2 separate regions of the Homo sapiens genome follow, and region 1 is linked to region 2. Evidence: read pairs that join two places in POLR2A ChIA-PET (ENCODE). Cell type or tissue: PC-9. All regions are shown on one strand. Each heading gives the region's core, and the rest is flanking DNA. Links, peaks and the distances in the headings are about the cores only.

The links. Peaks named below come from ENCODE experiments on the same cell type or tissue, not always from the same donor. Only the 100,000 strongest peaks of a DNase experiment are listed, where the experiment ranks them.
Region 1: POLR2A ChIA-PET joins it to region 2 with 7 read pairs; 2 of 35 experiments call an interaction of 5 or more read pairs at or near these places.

The regions. Positions count from the first base shown.
Region 1 is chrX:130,611,824-130,620,102 of GRCh38, forward strand. No RefSeq gene overlaps it. Among named protein-coding and RNA genes, the nearest start is that of ENOX2-AS1, 190 kb to the right of the region's middle. In PC-9, for the core only: no CTCF peak of the experiment used is centred there; no DNase peak of the experiment used is centred there.
Region 2 is chrX:130,874,963-130,883,306 of GRCh38, forward strand. All of the region lies in intron 2 of ENOX2 (ecto-NOX disulfide-thiol exchanger 2), which reads right to left. Among named protein-coding and RNA genes, the nearest start is that of ENOX2, 24 kb to the right of the region's middle. In PC-9, for the core only: no CTCF peak of the experiment used is centred there; a DNase peak (open chromatin) is centred at 4,189; H3K27ac peaks cover 830 bases.

The DNA of each region.
Region 1 (8,279 bases), core at 280-8,279, 260 kb before region 2:
TTACTTTTTTTTTTTTTTTGTAGACTGTCTCTCAAATCTCTCTTTTCCTCCTTAGTCCTATTTCCATTACTCTGGTCCAAGCCCTGATCATCTTATGCCTGGCAAACTTTAATAGCCTTCTGTTTGACTCCCTGGCTTCCAGCTGTTTTTCTCCATGCTGCTTCTTGGCATTCTAATTATCCGGCATTTTGGCAGATGTCTTAGTCTGTTCGGGCTGCTATAATGAAATACCACTGACCGGGCATCTTATAAACAACAGAAATTTATTTCTCACAGGTCTGGAGGCTGGGAAGTCCAAAATCAAGGTGCTGGCAGATTTGGTGTCTGGCGGGGCTCAATTTCTGGTTCATAGATGGTGTCTTCTAGCTGTTGTCCTCACATCAAGAGGGAGCAAGTCAGCTCTCTTGGGCCATTCCTCCTAGATAGCACCTTTTAGCTGTGTCCTTACATGGTAAATGAGGCTAACTAGCTCTTTGTGTTCTTTTTTATAAGGCACTAATCCCAATCGTGAGGGCTTTGATCTCATGATTTAATCTCCCAAAGGCCTCACCTTATAATACCATCACCTTGGGGGTTAGAGTTTCAACATATGCATTTTCAAGGGGACACAAGGATTCAGACCATAGCAGCAAGACTGTGGTTTTAGAATTTGGGGGCTTAAGCAAGCATCAGATACTGCATACGATGGGAGATTGGGAAAGGAGGAAAGAATGCTCATCAGCCTTCAGACTCAACTAGTCTAGAGATCACTACCAGCCCTCAGGTGTGCAGTCTTGTTGAAATATTCTGGGCAGAGGAAGGGGTGGGTGTCTTATACCCAGATTGTGACTTACCTAGGGCTGGGACCAGAAAAAACAAGTACACCAGCATGCAGGCCTCATGGAGACTCCCTATAATTAGAAGGGTCATTGTTTCTAATGCCTGGGCTACAATTTTTATCAAGGTTCTGGACAAGAGAGAAGCCTCTGCTTATTAGCAGAATCTTCATGGAGAATCCTTATACTTTCCCTGTGCTTGCCTTTCTTTGTTGGTGGCATGAGGAGGGATATAGAGAGAGGAGGGTGTGGCAATTATTGTTCTAGTTGACTGGCACTTTCCTTCTCAATTTTCTACCTCTCCTCCCCTACCCCTGCCCAGCCACTTTGGTTTCTCTTGGGCACTGCTCTGCGTCCTAGTCCACTTACATAGTTTTCCCAGGAGCGTCCATTTTGTTACACGACACTAGCCTCATGGCTACCTGGTCTGGACACTTGAATCAAGTTGGTCAATGAGTTCCTTCCTCAGAGTTTCTGTATTTGAGGTCAGAGTATACTTCAGTTCTCTCTCTGTGTGTAGTTGGCTTTGTTAAAATGTGAAGCTCTGGAGTTGTTGGTGATGGCAGCAAGAAGAAAGAATGAAGTTATAATTCAGATAGCAATAGTGACAAGAGACATGCAGAGGCCTGGCTCATTCTGTGGCACCAGTGTAGTTGTTTCTGAGGCCCAGGGAGATTCCTGGCTTTTGATTCCCTAAAGCAGTAATGATGATACTTCATGTTGACATCATGCTTCAAGCACTTTAAATAACTTATTTAAGTCTCATAATAATCCTGTGAGGAAGATAGTATTATCATTTCCATTTTACACATGAAAAAACTGAGGCAGAGGGAGGCTGAGTAGCTTGCTCAAGGTCACAGAGTCAGGACTTGTACCCTTGTAGTTAGATTTCATTCTCTTCACATTATACCTCCAATCTTTGTAGCAATTATCTAAATCACCCTTGCCTAAGCCAGTTCAAGGACCCTGCTACCACCATCCCTAGGCAAGAGACAGGGTCCTAATAGATGGAATTACTTTTTGTATGCCCAACTTTAGAAGTTTAATTCTCTCTGGCTCTTTCTCCTTTGTTGCCTCCTTTCTTCTCCTTTTCACTTGCCCCTTCCTTTCTTCTTTTCTTCATTTCTTCTCCCGAGCTCACGCTCTCCCTTTTTGAAATTTGTCAATCATTCTCCCTATTTTCTTGATTATTCTTAACAACATGCAATGGTATTGTCATTTTCCATATTAAAAACTGCTCTCTTGACTCCATTTCCCCCTTCAGTTTCAGCCCCATTTCTATGCTCCTCTGTACAACCAAATTCTTTAAAAGGGTTATGCATATTCAGCTTGCAATTCTTCTGCTTTTATACTCTCCTAAACTTACTTGTCAGGCGTGTGCCCTCCACCACTCTACTGAAACTGCAAGTTTACAAGTGACCTCCACATTGCTAAATCCAGAGGTCATTTCTCACTTCTTACATTAATTGCCTTTTCAGCAGCATTTGACACCTTCACTCCATCCTTGTTCACTTCCTCACTTGGCTTCTAGGATGCTACACTCTCATGGTCCTTTTCAGTGTCACTTGTTGGTTTTTCTTATATCCCTGGCCTTTTAATCTTGGCGTTCTCCTGGCCTCAGTCCTTGGACCTTGGTCATCTCCTTGGTAATCTCATTTAGTTTCACGACTTTAAATACCGTCTGAAAGCTGATGATTTCCAACTGTATATTTGCAACTTGGACCTCTTTTCTAACCTTCAGATTCCTTTATTCAACTGCCTACTTGGCATTTCCACCTGAAAGAGATTCAGCATCTCAAACTTAACATCTCCAAATCTGATCTTCCTTCTCAAATCTGCTCCTTCTGTAGTCTTCCCCATCTTGGTAAGTTCCACTGGTTTGTGCCAAGAAGCTTCATTCTTCATTCCACTCTTTCTCTTACAGCCTGTATTCAATTCATTCACATGTTCAAAATACATCTAAAATCATACCATTTCTCATAACTTCCAATGCTACCACCGTGGTCCAAAGTCACTTTTATTTCTTTTCTTTTCTTTTTTCTTTTTCTTTTCTTTCTTTTTTTTTTTGAGAAGGAGTCTCGCTCTGTCGCCCAGGCTGGAGTGCGGTGGCGGGATCTCGGCTCACTGCAAGCTCCGCCTCCCGGGTTCGCGCCATTCTCCTGCCTCAGCCTCCCGAGTAGCTGGGACTACAGGCGCCCGCCAACACGCCCGGCTAATTTTTTGGATTTTTTAGTAGAGACGGGGTTTCACCGTGTTAGCCAGGATGGTCTCGATCTCCTGACCTTGTGATCCGCCCACCTCGGCCTCCCAAAGTGCTGGGATTACAGGCGTGAGCCACTGCGCCCGGCCACCTTTATTTCTTAACTAGATTATTGCAATGGCCTCCAACGGGTCTCCCTATTTCCTCCCTTACCGTTTACAGTTTACTTTCCACTCAGCATCCAGAGTGATCCTTTGAAAATGCTAGATATATCATGTCTCTTCTCTGCTCAAAACCCTACGATGGCCCCAGTTTTCACGCAGAATAAACCCTAGAGTCCTTACAGTGGCCTATATGGTCCTATTGGATCTGGGCTCCTGTTACCTTTCTGAATTCATCTTCTCCTATGTTACCGTTTTCCCCCCTATACTCCAAGTGTACTGTACTCCTTGCTGTTTTTGAATACATTAGGTAAGTTCCTGCTTCAAGACCTTAGCATTTGCATTTCCCTCTGCCTAGAACACTTCCCTTCCGGATATATATGTAATCCATTCTCTTACCTTTAAAAAATCTTTGCCCAAATGATGTTTCCTCAGGTGTTCAAATATCACCCTATTTAAAATTCAATATGGCCCACCAATATTCTCTATCCTCTTTCCCATTTTTATCTTTTTCCTTAGCACTTAGTACCTTCTCATATATTATATAATTTATTTACTTTGTTTATTGTTAGTCTACTTGTGCTATGGATTGAATTGTGCCCCCTCCCATTTATATGTTGAAGCCCTAACCCCCAAAGTGATGGTATTTGGAGATGGGGCCTTTGAAAGGTAAATAGGGGGAGATGAGGTCATAAGGATGGGCCCTCATGATGGGATTAGTGCTCTTATAAGAAGAGATATTAGAGAGCTTTCTCTTTCTCTCCCCCAACTTCTCTCTTTCTCTTCAATGTAAGACTGTAAAAAAGTGGCCATCTGCAAACCAGGAAGAGAGCCCTCACCAGGAAACCAAATCAGTCAGCAATTTGATCTTGGACTCTTCAGCCTCCAGAACTGAGAAATAAACTTCTGTTGTTTGAGCTACCTAGTCTATGGCATTTTGTTATGGCTGCCCAAGCTGATGGAAACAGCCCCCTACCCCATCCCTAGAGCATAAGCTCAAGGACAAGAAGCTTTGTCTGATTGCTTACTGTTGTATCATCAATGCCTAGAATAGTTGTCTAGCATGTAGTGGGTGCTCCGTAAATATTTGCTAAGTAAATGCATGGATGAATGAATCAGATATGGTCCTTGCAGAGAGGATGACATGTACATGAGCACACTATGAGGTGGACAGTGGTTAAGTCACATGATGAAGGTACAGATAAAGGGTTCTGAGGGCTCGAAGAAACGGAGAGGTCATTCAGAGATGGAGAGGGAGTGAGGGGAATCCAGGAGGGCTTGATGGAGAAGGTAGCATTTGAGTTAGACCTTGAAGGAAGGGTAGGTTTTAGACTTGTGAATGTATGGGGAGGCACAGGGAGTTCAGTCTGGCTGAAGTAGTGTATTTGAAGAGTAGTAGAAGTGGAAAATACAATTAGAATGAAGTCTGGAGCAAAATCGTAAAAGGCCCTGAATGCCAGGGTAAGGAGATTTGTCTTTAGGTGTGGTATGAAGTGGAGCGGATATGAAGGTTATAGAATTGTCAGTAAAACTTTGAGTCATCAATCAATGATAGTTTCTGATTTAACTTTTGGTTCTTTACTCAATTAATTGTCTCTTACCTAACTCCAAGTTCTTTAGGAGCTTGATGATATGGTTCCTAACCATAATAGACAAGAAGCAAACAAGAAGAAAGAGGAGAGATTGGATATGAAAACAGATATACTTCCAGGGAGAAAGGGAAAATAGCTCGATGGCTTCTTGGCTTGAAGGATGAAGATGGAACCCTCAACTTCAGGCTTAATACCTCTGTGACTGTGCAATCTAATAACTAAAGTTATCAGTGGCAGCATGGATCCATAATGCAGAGGAGAAGTCAGGACAGGTCTGGAACCTTTTAACAACATGGGAAAGGATGTAAAGTATCTCAGAAATGTTTACAATTTTTTTTAATTTAAAATGATTTTTAAAAGATTGGTACTGGAAGGGGAACGTTTCAACTATCTGGTAAGCTCACTTATATTAAATACTATAAACAAGGCATGATTGTAATACTGGTTTTACCAAGTGCTGCATGCACTGCTCTGTGTGTGTGTGTGTGTGTGTGTGTGTGTGTGTGTGTGTGTCTGTGTGTGTGTGTGTGTGAGAGAGAGAGAGAGAGAGAGAGAGAGAAAGACAGAGAGAAGGCTGTATTAAGTGAAAAACACTGAATTCAGCATTCCAGGTTTTTCTCTCCTGAACTGGTTCAAATGGGTAGAATATGTTTCATTAGTGTATTAAAACTCATCCACACCCTTGATTCTTTGAGTTCCTCTTCATACTCCTCAAGAATAATGTCTCAGATTCATCTGTACATCCCCTATTGTCTGGCAGAATGTCTTAAGACAGATTAAGCACTTGAACCACATATGAATTGAAATATTGAATTTCACATCTTGAGGCCCAGCCACATGAAACAGACTGTTTTACTGGTGTGGGCACAAAACTTACTTTCTTAAAAGGGGATAAGATGATGCTTTATGTTTTTCTTTCTTTCTTTCTTTCTTTCTTTCTTTCTTTCTTTCTTTCTTTCTTTCTTTCTTTCTTTCTTTCTTTCTTTCTTTCTTCTTTCTTTTTTTAACTCTGCTTGGAATTTCTTGCCTTTTTATGATACCAACCACCCATTGGGCAGATGTCTTCAGGGACGTCAACAACGCCTAGTTCCTTTCCTGTGCTAGAACTGATGGTTTGGAGCCTAACATCTCGTAAGCAGTGTTTGGCTCATTTTTTCCTAAATGCAGTACTTTATACTTGCTCATATTGAAGCTCATCTGTCACTCCTTCACATGGAAATGCAAACTTGAAGGCATATCCTGTCATTTATGCATTGACTTAGAATTTCAAAATGTGCAAAGAATTAGTATGCCAATCATTTATAAATCTTATTGTTTAAAATATATTTTATTATAATAAGTGATTCTATAGAGCTTACCATGTGATGGGCATTATTCTAAGTAATTTATAAATATTAACGCTTTTAATGAAGTTACTCCTGGTACCACTTTGGGAACTCTCACTTTACCTTTCATCAGTCTTCCTGCTATTGGTGCTTCTTTACATAGAGACTTCAGGTAGAATTTAGTGTGTGAATTTGGATGGAAAAGTTAAATTCATATTTTTACTAACCTCTAACTGAAAATTGGCATTTTCTTTCCTTATAAATGTAGGCTACAATCTACAGAGATGTTAGCAGTACCTGTGCCTTTTTCATCAGCATCACAGATATTATCATATCACATGATATTGCGGATTTCTTGAGCTGTTTATGCTCATCACTACTTCGGAACTGAAGTGGTTATTAGGCTTGTTGCTGTTTCATATTGCTATTTCAGGTGTTAAAGGAGCATATATGTTACTATATCACAAACATGTTTTAAAAATATTTTGAGAAGTATACTATTTCAATATCCAGATGGTCCCCAACTTACAATGGTTTGACTTACATTTTTCAACTTTATAATGGTGTGAATGCAATGTATGTTCAGTAAAAATTGTATTTTGAGTACTCATACAGGTTTCTGTTTGGTGCTGTTTTTCTGTTTCAGTACAGAAACAGATTCCATTTTTCACTTTTCAGTATGGTATTCAACACATTACATGAGATATTCGACACTTTATTATAAAATAGGCTTTGTGTTAATTTTTTGCCCAAATGTAGGCTAAAGTGTTCTGAGCATGTTTAAGGTAGGCTAGGCTAAGCTATGATGTTTGGCAGGTTAGGTGTATTAAATGCATTTTTGACTTATGACATTTTCAACTTACGATAGTTTTATTGGGATGTAACCACATAGTAAGTCAAGGAGCATTTGTAGTTGGTTTCCTTTGTATTTTATTTTATTCATTTAAAAAATGTTATTCTGATAAGGAGTTCATGTGCTTCACCAGACTTACAAAGGGGTTCATGGCACCAAAAAATATTCAGAACCCCTACTTTATATTCCCTCAGCTATAACAGGCAGAGGCTGGAGCTGAAGTGGGGTAGAGATAGGGAGAACTCAGGAATCTTACATTCTCATCCCAGCTCCATCATCCACTTAGCTGTGCGACCTAGGGTATAGCTCTTCATCTTTTGAGACTTGTTTTCCTTAGCTGCAATAATGGTGAGGAAGTCATCTGCCCCTGCTAGTTCACAATGTGTTGTGAAGATCAAATGACATAATGCTTGTGCACGGAGTTGCTTTGAAAACAGCTTAAAGCATCATATAAGGTATTTATTGAGGAATAGTAACAAGTTAAGGTTTCAGAGGTCCGATGCCACAGAGGACTATTCATATTCAAACAGACTTGGAGTGAATGCAGTTCGGTAGAACACCCTTTAATGTGTCTTGTATACCATTTCCACCCAAGATCTGATGTCATCTCCATAGGGCTCTATAGCCTTGAATGTGCATACCTGTTTGTATAATCAATTCTTTTCTTTCCTTCTGTTGCCCCAATAATTAATTGCTTTAGTATGCCTTTGAGGTCATCCTCCCAGATAGAAAACTTAAGCAAGCTTAGAACTTCAAAGCTTACTGTCAAACTGAAAAACTGGGTTGATGTTATGAATCTTGGGAAATGGTAGAGGAGATAGGACCTCCTTGGCCTTCTTGTTAATGGGATGTGGTCTATCTTGTAATGGGAGTGGGTAGAATTGGAAGGATACTTAGACTGTATCAGAAGACAGTAGAAGGAAGTTTCCCCACTGTGTTTGGCTTGGGCCAAGCACTACCTAACTCTAATGGAGCATTGTTCAGTAAAATCTCCTGAATTTCTCTGAGCCAGCAGGTCTCCTTCTTTTAAGTTATTGTGTGGCCCATTACTATGAAGGTAGCTCTGGTTTCATTAAAGCATTGTTGATATGACTATTGGTTGGATAATGATTATAGCTATTTATTGAGCACTTACTTTGCCAGGCATAGTACTGGGCACTTTACATTGATCAACACCTCATAAATGAAACTTCAAGGGAAATATACGATTTTCACTTTAAAGATTTAAAAAAGGCTCAGAGAAGTGACAGTGTTATAAAGTGACTTGGGGCACCATGACTGTGTCATTTAGCAGGCTCCCCTACCAGAATATAAGCTCTTGGGGGAAGGGGAC
Region 2 (8,344 bases), core at 299-8,298:
GCTTCTTCACTCAGGAATAATCCCAATCAAATGCAAGAAGTGTGTGAGTCACTAAACAGGGCACTTAATTTTGGTTGTCTTATATTACATATTTATACCATGGAGATTCTGGCTACTTTTTAAAAAGTAGTTTTAAAAGGTATAGGTTTGGTTCTGAAGTGGTGTTACTGGTGAGAAAGGGTATAGGAAAACTATGTACAGAGTCACCTCTCATGGGATCTTATTCTAAGTGAGGTGTGTGCCTTTTAAAAATCAGTCACTCTCTATAAATTCAGAGTAATTGTTTTTGAAATCTAAGCTGGCTTTTTTTTTTTTTGCACAAATTGACACACTGATTCCAAAATTCATGTACAAATACAAGAAACCCAGAAAAACCAAAACAATCTTAAAGAAGAGCAAAGTTGGAGGACTCTCATTTCCTGAGATCAAAAGAGTGTGGTACTGACATAAGGGCAGGCATATAGACAAAACAGTGTGGTAACAATGTAAGGGCAGGCATATAGACAAAAGGAATAAAATTGAGTGTTCAGAAATAAACACTTATATTTACCTTCAATTAATTTTTGACAAGAGTGTCAAGACCACGCAACAGAGAAAAGTGGTTTTTCAAACAAATGATGCTGGGACATTTGGATATCCAGGTGAATACTATAGTTGGATCCCTGCCTCACATCATATACAACAATGAACTAAAATCGGATCATAGGCCTATATGTAAGAGCTAAACTTTGAAATTCTTAGAAAACATGAAAGTGAATCTTCATGACTTTGAAGTTAAGCAGTGGTTTATTATATATGATACCAAAACAGAAGCAACAAAAGAAAAAAAGATAACTGTGCTTTATCAAAATTAGAAATATTTTCAGACAAATGATATAATCATAAAAGTGAAAAGAAGGCCTACAGAATGGTAGAAAGTATTTTCAAAACCACAATAAGACACCACTTCACACCTATTAGTATAAAATAAAAAGAAAGGCAGACAATAATAAGTGTTGACAAGATTGTGGACAAACTGGAATGCTTATTTATTGCTGGTAGGACCGTAAAATTGTGCAGCCACTTTGGAAAACATTTTTGCCACCTCCTCAAAAGGTTAAACATAGAGTTACCACATGACCCAGGTATATACGCCTAGGTATATATATACCAAAGAGTAATGAACACATATGTCCACATGAAAACTTATACATTAATGCTCATAGCAGCATTACTGACAATAGCCAAAAATGGAAATAACCCAAATGATGACTAGATAAACAAAATGTGCTATGTCCATACAGTGGAACATTACCCAACCATAAAATGGAGTGAAATACTGATTAGTGATATAACACAGATTAACCTTGAAATCATTATGCTAAGTGAAAGAAGCCAGATGAAAAAGGCCACATATTTCATGATTCCATTCATATGGAATGTCCAGAATAGGCAAATCTATAGAGGGAGTAGATTAGTAGTTGCCTAGCACTGGGAGTTGGAGGAAGGGAGTATAGGAAATTGGGAGTTAAAGGCTAAGGAGATCTGGGTTTACTTATTTTGGGGGTAACAAAAATGTTCTAAAATTAGATTTTTGGTGAGGGTTGCACAACCCTGTGAATATACTAAAGATCACTAAATTATACACTTAAAATGAGTAAACTGTATGATATGTAAGCCATACATCAATAAAGCTGTTAATAAAAACAGTCACTCGGAGCACATGATGATTGTTTTCCAGCATTTGAAGGGCTACCAGTTGCTTGGCATAGCAGCAAGGGGAAGTAGAATCAGGGTCACCACACTACATAACTCCTCAATTTATTCTGTAGGTTGTGTGGATGGTACTATGTCTAAGAGTAGGAGCTGAATAGAGGCTGAAAAGAGATTTTGGCTTATTTATGCAAACATTCAATAACTTGAGCTATTCAAAAATCAGATTTCCTACCGTATACTAGAGACTGTTAAATTATTGGGAGTATCTAAGCATAAACTGGATTGACCACTTGAGGATGGAGTAGATATAGGGAATAGATTATGTATGAAAGGGAGTGAGGGAAAATGACTTGATAACCTTTAAGGTTTCTTACAACCATAAAATTCTTTTAAAATGCTTATATTACAAAATCCTTCTGAACTTTTATCTATAAACCTCCCTTTTCTCTTTCTTAATAATTTTCTCATTAGCTGGAAATAAATGAGTACTTACATATTCCCACTAGAGTCATAAGTCCCAATAGTCGTATTATTATACGAAATAATAAAACTTGATGCTGTGGTTTAAGCCATTTCTAATATTTATATGCTGTTTCTGGCTCAATCATTTAGCAAAGGGCACATCTACTGGATTGCTCTTTCCTTAGTCTGCAGGTTTAAGGGTAGCATTTCGTAAATGTTAGTAAGAACAACATCCTACATTGTACTTAACACTGATAATAGTTAATGAATACAAATCATTCCGTACTCTTTTATCTCCTTCCTCCCTCTTCTGTCCTTTCCCCAGATATGGAATAGGCAGGCTGTTGATTTTTACAAGTTGCTTCCAAAGCTCCTGAATGAACTATTTGTCTGAGCGTTTTAAATATTTTGGCTTAAGTCCATGAATGCCATAAGAAACTGGCACTCCATTTTGCAATGCTTTTCTCTCTGTCAATAACTTTAACTTGGGATCATAAAGGGAAAGCATTTGGCAGGTGGTCCATTATGATCTAGATTTAAAACCTCATGGGGAGTCGTCTACTCCATTTTACACTTTACTGGGAATGATTCCGATACTGAAAAGAGAGAAGTACAGATACTATGAGAAAAGCTGTTTATCCATCACCTGTTTCACAACAGCAAGGGGCAGTTTACTATCCTGGGAGGGGCAGCTTATCAATAGTGCCCTGAGGATCAGAAATGGCTAAAGAGCTTCAAATACTTCCCTCACTGGATTGGTCAAGTACAGGCAACACAATACAGTAGGTGCTAGCTAAGTAGTGCTGGCTGACTTATCCTGGCTCACTGACATGTCAAAAATCTCCAATGGAAAACATCTGCAATGAAATTGTACTCATTGTCCAGCTAGTACACCAGAGCCTTACTATAAATCCCAACCTCAGTGTTCATGCCTTGGAACTGTGTTCTAATGTTCTAACATAGCCCTTCTGTTACTTCCAGTAATAAATCCATGTGGAGATGGTCCAAGAAGGGCATTGCCTTAGATCATATTCCATGTTAGAGTGAGGTTCTTCTCTACAGCTTATGCTTCATCTGGCCTTAATGTGAGGCCAGCCAAAGAAATGTTCTGGAGAGTTTGCTTCGGGGTGGGGTTTCCTTTTATTTTAACTAGCTGTTAATATTTGACAAAACAATTATGTCCTTCTCACTTCAATTCCTTCAAACCATTTCTTCTCAGACCATTTCTTTCCCTTCTTGTTAAATGCCTCACAAAGCCCATGGGTAGGGCACTCAGGGAATACTAGTTGAGATGGGGAGAGACACTACTGGAATTCCAGGCTCATCCCTCCAGTGGTCATATTTCTGCCTGTGCTTATTCCTTTTTCCGTGAGACTATGCTCTTTATTGCTCACTCCATTCAAAAGAGCCGTGAGTGCCAATATTCACGAACTACTCAAGCTGTCTTTATCATATTTACTTTGTGTCCTACCTTCATAAACCACTCTCCCTAGATTCCTTAAGCATTTCAATTGCTCTTTTCCATTTCAAGCATCTCAGTTCCAGAGAATGGAAACTTGGGCATAGTCTTACTACCAATTAAAAAGGGATTCTCACTACTATGCTCTAAGTTATTTGTCCATATCCATGTCAGTTACTCAAAACCATATTGGCTTTTAAAATGATGTATCACATTGCACACTCTTAATATAGTTTACTATCCCCTGTCACTTGTAGATGTATAAAAGCATGAATCAAAATTACTTTTGATGTTTTATATTTATTTGTTTGATATTTATAACCAAGACGAAATGTAAAATGCCACCCATAAAACCTTTCCAGAATAGTCTGATTTACTTGCAGCTTATTGTCATTTTTATTAAATATGGATTGTCACAATTATTTTACGTTCCTCATATTCCTTACCACAAATTGAGGTGAATGCAGATTGTACAACTTCCAATGAATAAGCTGGGCAAATTTCCATGACTCAGCAGAGTGTGTAAGGCTTGTGGTTCTTTGCAATTCCTGTTCCACCTCCAAACCCCACGGTCAAGGTTTGGGAAAATGCCAACCATGTTTGGCAGCAAGAGTCAGCAGTCTCTTAGACTGCTGGGCAAGCGAGTGGCAATAAGTAGAGTGTATAAAGAATCTAAAGAAGGCTTTCTTTACAACCCCTTAGTCAGAAGCCCTCTTAAAACACATCCCAATTCCTGTTCAATACACAGCTAGCACAGGAAGTGTTTTCTTTACATTCTCCCATTTTACGCAGATCTGGGATTTTTATGAGGGAACATCCTAGTACTGATAATCTCTCTTCTCTCTTCCCTTCTCCCTTTCTCTCCCTCCCTCCATCCCTCCCTCCCTCCCATCTTATCTCTTCAACACCCATACCCACAGAGAAACAGAGTAAGAGAATAGGTAACCATTCACAATTATGTGTATAAGTAAAAAGCAACAGGAATGCAGGCTTTCTAAGAGCAGTGTTTCTGGAGACAGAGCTCTAGACAAGTTAGTGGTATATATAGTCTCGGCTAAGAAGAACAACTTCTTTATCATTTATTGAGAGTACTAACAAGGATTAAATAAAATAATTTATGTAAATATCTTAGCATAGTCCTATAGCATACCTTTAAAACATATTTCCCTTCTTCTCTACTCTGGTTTAAATTAGGAAGGATCCTGATCAGAGTGAACTTTTTTTACTGAAAGCAGAAATGACTGGTTTCCTAAACAAAGTAAAAATGTCACTGAAAATTGTAGATGTAGTCTGGGGGAAGGGAGAGGCAAGAAGTTAAAATTTTCCTTTAGATCCAAATGGGTTTTCTCTTTACACATTTCTCAAAACTGTAGCTGCGATACTGTCTCTTTAGTCCTCAAAACAAAAGAACCTATATGCAGAGTGCTCCAGGGTGGCCCTGAGAGGCACTTTGAAACACCCGTTTTGAACTCCTCTAGGCAGTTCAGTGAGGTTGGATACAACAATGAATTCTGGGAGTGAGTTTGAATGGTACAAAAAAGCTGGGGAGGATGCCTGCTGTCCATTAAAAACAGAAAACAGAGCCAAAGAAAGTGAAGAATGGAAAGAGAAAGAAGGGAATTTCAGGATGTGCTAAAAATTTTAGCAATTGAAAAGTATACAAAGAACTGGGATCTAGGCAACAGAGGGCAGGTCCAGCAGGCATAGTTACTTACCATATAGTTTCCATAGATAACAATAGTCAAGGACATTACTCTATCCATGTATTTTTTTTTCCCAGTACTTTAGAAATTTGACACTGGGTTCTTTTTAAAGCCACCAAGTACAACTAATATACTTGATGAACTCCACACAATAACAAAACATAAAAGGACCTACATTTATATCTCTTTATGTACAGACTACATTCCATTTCTGATCAACTTCTTCCAAAGTATTAATGCTATTTTAAATAACAAAATAGTCCTGAAAGGAATATACTACTGGTTCAAAAAAGATTTACTCGCGGAAGAAATGGAAGCTGAAAAGTTGTGAGTCATGAGTGGCTAAGGGGTTGAACAATCCAAAAGAAAATAGTGAAAGGGACTATGAGAGCTAAAATGTATAAAAGTGTCTATGACATAAACATTGAAGGTAGGAGCTCTTCTGATTAACTCAACTTTCTTATCCCTAGCTCAGAAATCAAGACTTAACAGCCAACCCTCAACAGCAAGCCAATATGAGAAAAACAGTACTGATGAGAAATGCAGAGTGCAGCTCGCATTTAAATTTAGTTGAGATCATAATTTGTCAAATCCCTTCTGAGGATAACTCACTTTAGGCCGTTTTTAAAATTTAAATTATCCATAAAAAGAAATGCTTGTCCTATATGTAAAAGGAAACAACATTCCAGTTTGATTTCCTGTTGATACAATTATCACTGTGGCCATCTAGACCTGTAAGAGAATTACTCCTTCTGGATAGCCAAACCTTCTTGAGCTGCACTGACGGTACTACATCCAGTAGCCACATGTGATTATTTAAATATCCATTTAATTAAACTTAATAAAACAAAAAAATTCAGTTCCTCAGTTGAAGTAGCCACATTTCAATGCTCAATAGCCACATGTGGCTAGTGGATACTGTGTTAGATAGATAGTAAAGATACAGAATACTTCATCATCTAACACAGTTCCATCAGGCAGCACTGGGTTAGATATCAGGAAACTAAGACTTTCAGTGTTCGAACAAAATATTCAAACCATTTTCAGGATAGTTTTTCCACAGTGTAATTAATATGAATATCCATAGAGAATACAGATCAGAATTTAGCATTTTTGCCTTTGAACAGTGGTTCTCAAAAGTCATTCATACAGGAGAATTATCTGGGGAGTTTGCTAAATGCAGATCACTCAGAGTGATTCAGTAGGTCTGGGATGGGGATTCAGAAATCTACATTTTACACATGTCTTAGGTAACGCTGTCACAGGTAATTCCTAAACCACATTTTGAGAAACACTGTGATTATGCATCAAAAATTCCAATTATCACTTTACATATACCGATTTCTTTTCTTGAATGGTATTAAATATGTGTACATAGGCAAGCCCTTATCGCTATACAAAAGTGCAAAATGTTCCACAAAGGCAAAAGACAGCTTTCAAAGTATAGTAGCTCTGAGCGAGGATGAGTATAGAAAAAAAAAATTAAGAAGGTACTTGCACTAGGAAAAAAAAACTTTTGAACAGAATATTCCAGAATACCTATGCAAAGCAGAAGCAATTTAGCCATCCAGCTTCAGAAACTCATGCTTCGGAACAGCTCGGAACCTTTAGCTAGCAGAAGAGGAGAAAAACCTCTGGTGGTGCAGCTGCTGAAGGTCTGAATACTGCATGTGAGTGCTAACTGTGTGCAAGACACCAGGTTATGTGCTAAGAGACAAGTAAAATATGGTCATGACTTCAAGAACTCAGTCTATTGGGGGAAGACAGACCAAAAATAAATATTAAATACAGTAGCAGGTATAATTTGAGTGGAACCTTAAATATTGAGCAGCTCTACGATCGCTGGAGATAAGGAAGGATGGCAATTGAAATGTAGAGAACAGTATGGAAAGGCACAGGAGCTTGAAAATTTGGGGTGTACTTATGACCCAGAAGTGGTCTAGAGTGGCAGGTAAATAAGATATAGAGAGCGTTGTGTAGTGGGAGATAAGAGTGTAAGGGAATTCTGAGTGCCTGGGACAAGGCTATGGATGGCCCTGAATGTCTATTTGGAAAAAAAAAAAAAAAAGCAAAATCCTTTAGAGGATTTTTAAGGAGAGGAGTGATAGGATAAGATCTGCATTTAGGAAGAACATTCTAACAGTTAGGCATAAAATGGAGTCGGGAGAGAGTAGACACAGAGAAGATGTGTGATGTTTGGCCATTTGGCTGCATGGAAGAAAAATTACACTTTGGCTGTCAATGTTTCTTGTTGCAAAAAGCTGAGAATGGAGAGAAGCAACAGATTATGAAAGAGACCTTAAAAGCAAAGCTGAAAATCTGAAGAAAGAACATGAGTAGTAGCAATGTTTAGAAATTCCTGGGGATGCAATGTTCCCCTTCACTTTGTCAGTAAAGACTACCAACGATGGGGGTTGGAAAGAAAGTAAAAATTTTTAATAGTCTGGTCAGCAGACAGCTCTACACTGTCTAGGTCTTTTGAAGTCATGAACAATGGGATATCTGCTCCGGGTAGCACACAGGTGGGCAAACAGTTTCTTTAATAAAGAACCCCTAAAGACATACAGCATACTCCACAGTGGTTAAGAGCATTGGCTCTGAAGACAAACTTGCCATCCAATATTGATTCTTGCTACTTAGTAATTGTGTGACGTGGTAGGCTGGATACTTAAACTCTGTATCTGTTTTTCTAACCTGAAAATGGAAATACTACTGTCTACCTTATGGCATTGCTGTGAGCGTTGATGAGTTCATACATATAAGGTATTTATAACATGATCTGGCACAGAGCAAGCTTTCAATAAATGTTAGTTTGTTTTTTGTTTTGTTTTGTTTTGTTTTTTTCTGAGATAGAGTTTTGCTCTTGTTGCCCAGGATGGAGTGCAATGGCATGGTCTCAGCTCACTGTAACCTCTGCCTCCCGAGTTCAAGCGATTCTCCTGCTGCAGGCTCCCACGTAGCTGAGATTACAGGAACCCACCACCATGCCCGGCTAATTTTTATATTTTTAGTAGAGACAGGGTTT